Regions from separate parts of the Homo sapiens genome. Here region 1 is linked to region 2. Evidence: read pairs that join two places in POLR2A ChIA-PET (ENCODE). Cell type or tissue: IMR-90. All regions are shown on one strand. Links, peaks and the distances in the headings refer to the core of each region. The heading gives the core; the rest is flanking DNA. Region 1 has its middle 7.3 kb from the start of LINC01118. Region 2 overlaps PRKCE (protein kinase C epsilon).

Region 1 (2,820 bases), core at 260-2,759, 1.2 Mb before region 2:
AAAAAATAAAATCATTTAAAATGCATATAACATATGCATAGTTTAAAGCAGAACTCTAAAGCAAATATTAGCTGCGCATGGTGGCTCACACCTGTAATCCCAGTACTTTGGGAGGCCAAGGCAGCAGGATTACTTGAGCCCAGTGGTTCACAACCAGCCTGGGCAACATAGCAAGATCCCATCTCTACAAAACATAAAAAAATTAGTCGGGCATGGTGGCACATGCCAGTGGTACCAGCTACTTGGGAGGTTGAGACTGGAGGATCACCTGAGCCCAGGAGCTGGATGCTGCAGTGAACCATGATCATGCCACTGCACTCCAGCCTAGGCAACAGAGTGAAACCCTGTCTCTAAAATAAATAAATAAATAAGTAAATAAATAAATAAATAAAGCAAATATTTTTGTAACCACCCGTGAGATAAATAAATAGACTAGAACATCACTAGTACCTGTGAAGTTCCCCACCAGCAACACCCCAGGTCCTTCCTCAGTCAAATCTCCCTTCCTTCTCCTAGAGGTAACACTATCCTGACTTTTCTGTTAATCAGAAAAAGTCTGATTGAACCTTGCTTTCCTTTATGGTTTTACCATTTATGTATGCACCCTAAACAGTACTACAGTGAATGACAAATGCCATTTGTAAGAGAAAAATGCTGAATATCTGCAAATTCATACAGCTTCATATAGTTTAACCTACTCGTCTATTTTTAAACTTGGAAATAAATGTACTGTATGCATTCTTTGATGATTTGCTTCATTTGGTGGACATAGCTATAGTTTCATTGTATATATTTTCACTGCTGAGATTTCATATAGCATACAAGCTCACAGTTAATGCATTTTATGGCTGATGGACATTTGAGTTGTTCTCAGTGTTTGGTCCTTACTGATGTTGTTGTTGTAAAGCTTTCTTGTCTCCTGGTGCGCACATGCATGGGTTGCCCTAAGATATTTATCTAGGAATAAAATTGCTGGATGACATGGTCTTCAACATGACTAGATCAAGTCCAGTTGCTTTCCACATTGGCTGTACCAATTTATACTCCCAGAGGCATCTGCATCCTTGTCATCTCTTGGTATTACAGACTTAATTTTTCCAATCTGGGGGGTACAAAATGGTATCTTATTGTGGTTTACATTTTATCTCCCAGATTATTAATGAAGTTGAGCTTTTTGTTTGTTTCTTCACCATTTGGATTTCCACTTTTCAGACTTGTCTGTTCAAGTCTGTTACCTTTAAAAAATTGGTTTTTTTCCCCTTGATTTTTAGTTCTTTCTGTGTTCTGGATATTAGTCCTTCATTGCTTATATGTGTAGTTCCAGTTTGTGGTTTGTTTTCATCTCTTTATAGTCCCTCCTTGATCTCTCTCTCTCTCAAAAATAATTTATGATAAAATTCCAAACATATACAAAAGTAGATAGAATAATATGATGAATCTCCTTGTACCTATCACTCAGCTTCAACAATTATAATTTCATGGACAATCTCGTTTCACTTATACCTTTTCAACTTCTGCTCCTCTAGCTTTATTCAGGTGATCCACTCACCTCAGCCTCCCAAAGTGCTGAGATTACAGGCTTGAGCCACCACACCTAGCTACTTCTTTACTTTTATATCTCATTCAAGAACTCTTGTTCTGAGAGCACAAAGGTATGTGCTTCTCTCTCTTTTTTTAAAAGGTTTGTAGTTTTACGTTTCACATTTAGCTCTTTATTCCAAATTAAAGAGATTTTAGTATGTGGTGTGAAATAGAGATTCAATTTTTTTCCCCCTATAGCTCTTTTTTTCCCTCCCCGGAATAATTTCTTAAAAAGTCTTTTCCCCACTCCCCTGTAATCTGCAGTCAGTCATATTGATCAAGTATCCATATATGTGTGGGTCTGCTCATGGCTCTCTCTTCTGTTTTATTGATCTATTTCTCTATGCCTGTGCTAATGTCACACTTTCTTAATTACTATGCCTTTATAATAAGTCATGATATCTGGCAGGGCAATTCCATCACCTTCTTTTTCTTATAATTATTGCATTTTCATATGAGTTTTATAATAAGCTTACCAAATTCTACATGCAAAAATGTGTTGGGATTTTGATTGTGATGCATTGAATCTACATATAAATTTGGAGAAAATGGCATATTTACAATATAGACTCATTCATCCATAAATATAGTAAGTCTCTGCATTTATTAATGCATTCTTTAATGTCTCCCAATAAAATTTAATATTTTATACAAAATTAGCATACATTTTGTTAGACTTATTCATAAATACTTCATTTGTGTTGCAAGTATAAATGATCACTTTAAAATTTTTTATTTTCTCAATGTTTACTGTTCACATATTGAAATAAACTCAAGTTTATTTGCATGTTAACTTTATACCCAGCAATTGTGCTAAACTCTTTTACTTGGTCTAATAACTTGGATTTTCTATTTACACAATAATGTTGTCTCTACATATTTAACATTTTGTCTCTTTTTCCCCAAACTTAAGCCTTAACTTGCTTGCTTGCTTGCTTTCTCACTCTCTCTTTCTTTCTCCCTCCCTCCCTCCCCCCTTCCTTCTTTCCTTCCTTCCTTCCCTCCTCCCTTCTTCTTTTCTCCTCCTCCTTCTTCTCCCAATAATATTGTCTATACATATTTAAAGTTTTTTCTCTTTTTTTCCCAAACTTAAGACTTAATTTTTTTCTTTCTTTCCTCCTCCTCCTCTTTCTTCTTCTTTTGAGGCAGTCATTCTATTGCTCAGGCTGGAGTGCAGTGGCACAATTGTGGCTCAGTGCAGCCTTGATCGCCCAGGCTCAAATGATCCTCCCACCTCAG
Region 2 (2,820 bases), core at 35-2,534:
CAGTACTCAGAAAAAAGTCTTAAATTTGGGAAACCTTGTCCTGCCCACTCCTTTCTGACAGGTACACTCAGTTTCTGTCCTGCTCATCCATTCTCCAACCCTGACTACAGGATTGTCTGCCTTTATTCCTGCGGTGGCCATGCCAGGAACACTGCTCCTTCTTGTAGATACCTCTTTAAATATAACCTACTGTTTCACACTCAGCTCATGCCTCCTTCCAAAAACCCTCCTGGATTCTTCCAGTTCTCCCTACCTTTTTTTTTTTTTTTTTTTTTTTTTCAAGAGACAGGGTATCACTCTGTCACCCAGGCTGGAATGCCGTGGCCTGATGGTCAGATCATAGCACACTGCAGCCTTGAACTCCTGGACTCAAGTAATCCTCCCACTTTGGCCTCCTGAGTAGCTGGGACTACAGGCACACACCACACCGCAGGTCCAGATTTGGCTAATTTTTAAGTTTCTTGTAGTTATGGAGTCTTACTACGTTGCCTAGGCTGATCTTGAACTTCTGGACTCAAACGGTCCTCCCAGCTCAGCCTCCCAAGTAGTTGGGATTGCAGGCATGAGCCACAGTGCCTAGCCCACACTCCCTTTTTAAACTCTTAACACACTAATGGTACCACCTGTGTGGAACCTAATTGCTAGTTAAGTGTCTACATCAGGGTGTCCAACTTTTAGGCTTCCCTGGGCCACATCGGAAGAAGAATTGTCTTGGGCCACACATAAAATACACTAACACCAATGATAGCTGATAAGCTAAAAAAAAAAAAAATGCAAAAAAACTTATAACGTTTTAGGAAAGTGTACAAATTTGTGTTGGGCTGCATTCAAAGCCATCCCGGGCCACATGTGGCTAACAGGCCATGGGTTAGACAAGCTTGATGTATATGTGGGTACTTGGTGTCAATTCCTTGGTGAAATGGAAGCCCCTTGAGAGTAACCCAGGGCCTCATTTTCCTCTGGATGGCCCACAGTGAGAAGCTTCCCTGGTTAGACATGAGCACAAAACAGGAACTCCAGGAATACAAGTGAATTCAAAGTGCGGCAGAATTCGGTGTTCCGCAAAAATGAGAGAAACGGCTGCTTTATGCTATCCACATCCCCTTACTTCAGGCCAGATCTCTCAGCCACACCTGAGAAGGGTGTGTTTCTTCATTCCTGCCAGGTAAGGAGTGAAGAGACCTGAGCCCAGGGAATTCTACCCAAAGCTATGAAACCATGGGTTTACCCTGAATGTTAAGACTGGGAAAGGTGAACTTAGCCCAGCTGCAACTTGTCTCCATTTCCAGGGGCCAGTCACCCCTGCCAATGAGTCCCCACCTTCAGCCTGGAGGAACCAGAGTGGCTACAGCATCCTCTGGTGAAAACAGATGGGCATTCTGAACCTGCTCCACTGCTTGACTCATCCTTCAGACTTTGGGCTTCTCTATCTCAAGTTTTTTAGTTTGTCCAATACCTGCCATACCTAATTCACAGTTGCTATAAGGCAAAAGAGATGAAGTTATCAAGTACAATAAAAATGTCAGGGACACAGCACATGGATCTGCAGGGAGAATAGGCTGGGAGGCCAGATGGGCAGGCTCGGCTCCCCATCAGACAAGCCATGGGCAACAGGCGGTGAGGGCCCTACTTCCAACCCACCTTTGCTTGTCATGTGACCCTCGGTCCCCAACTAGCTTCTCTGGAACTCAATGTCCTCATCTGTAAAACTTGCCTGTGCACTAGATGATCTGGCCTAGGGCCAAATCCAACATGAATTTGAGAACCTTAGAGGATGATAACCAAACAAGTTCCCACTGCATGCTTCACTAGGAGGGATGAAGGTGGGGACAGTGTCCTGAAGCTCCCAGAGTTTGGGGTGTGCCCCAGTGAAGCATCACCAGAGATACAAAGACACTCTCCCTCCAACCAACATCTGTTCTATGGATAAATGCAGACCTGCTGCTCCTCATCCCTGCTCTCTGCCCCACTGTCCAAGCCCCTCATCTGCATACACTGCAAAAGGCTCCCATCTCCTAGCTACCAGCGTCAAGTTTTTTCCACCCCCTTCCTGTCCAAAAACAACAACTCCAAAATCACAGGTTTTCAGAGTCAAGGTCTACCTCTGAAATTAGTTATCCCTTCCACTCCCCCTCTCATATGCACTGCATTCATGAGGAAAGGGCCCAAAGGCCATGCATGGAAAAGAAATGGGGAATGAGTGGGAGCTCTGTTGTGGGGGCTGAAGGAAGCAGAGATGAGGGACATCTGTGAAGTAGAATAGAATGGCATGGAGTTCTCTGGGATTCCATAAAGGTTTGCCTGCTTTCCAAAGTGCAAACCACAAATCTAGAGTTCTACGCATGTGGCTTGTTGGAGCTTCCCTGTGAAACCGTAACCATGGTTTCAGGCAGACTACATCACAGCCATGAGCACAAAAACAACAGGCTCTCTCTTATTTTTCCCTAAAACTCCGTGTCCTTGAAAAAAATATGTAAGGTGATATGCCAAAGTGATCCATGTGCAACCTCTGACCTCTAGGACATTCATGAAGTTAGCTGGTTTTCAATAGAAAGCAATTGCTCTACACCACTTTTGAGGCTTAGATAGCTCTCTCACTTTTTGTGTAGACCAAAGAACCCTGAAAACATATACCTCCAGAGGAACGCTTGTACTTGCTGGAAACATGTAACAAACCTGAAAACACAAAAATCCACATCCTAAATTAATACCTTCCTTCCAAGAAGAGAGAAAAAAAAAAAAAAAAAAAAAAAAACAACCCAAAAACAAACACAAAAAGCAAAATGAAGGTTTGCTTCTCTCTGCTTGTCCAAGTGCCAA

What was found. Peaks named below come from ENCODE experiments on the same cell type or tissue, not always from the same donor. Only the 100,000 strongest peaks of a DNase experiment are listed, where the experiment ranks them.
Region 1: POLR2A ChIA-PET joins it to region 2 with 5 read pairs; 1 of 35 experiments calls an interaction of 5 or more read pairs at or near these places.

The regions. Positions count from the first base shown.
Region 1 is chr2:46,807,946-46,810,765 of GRCh38, reverse strand. No RefSeq gene overlaps it. Among named protein-coding and RNA genes, the nearest start is that of LINC01118, 7.3 kb to the left of the region's middle. In IMR-90, for the core only: no CTCF peak of the experiment used is centred there; no DNase peak of the experiment used is centred there; H3K27ac peaks cover 30 bases.
Region 2 is chr2:45,653,306-45,656,125 of GRCh38, reverse strand. The region is part of intron 1 of PRKCE (protein kinase C epsilon); the gene reads right to left. Among named protein-coding and RNA genes, the nearest start is that of PRKCE, 3.0 kb to the right of the region's middle. In IMR-90, for the core only: no CTCF peak of the experiment used is centred there; no DNase peak of the experiment used is centred there.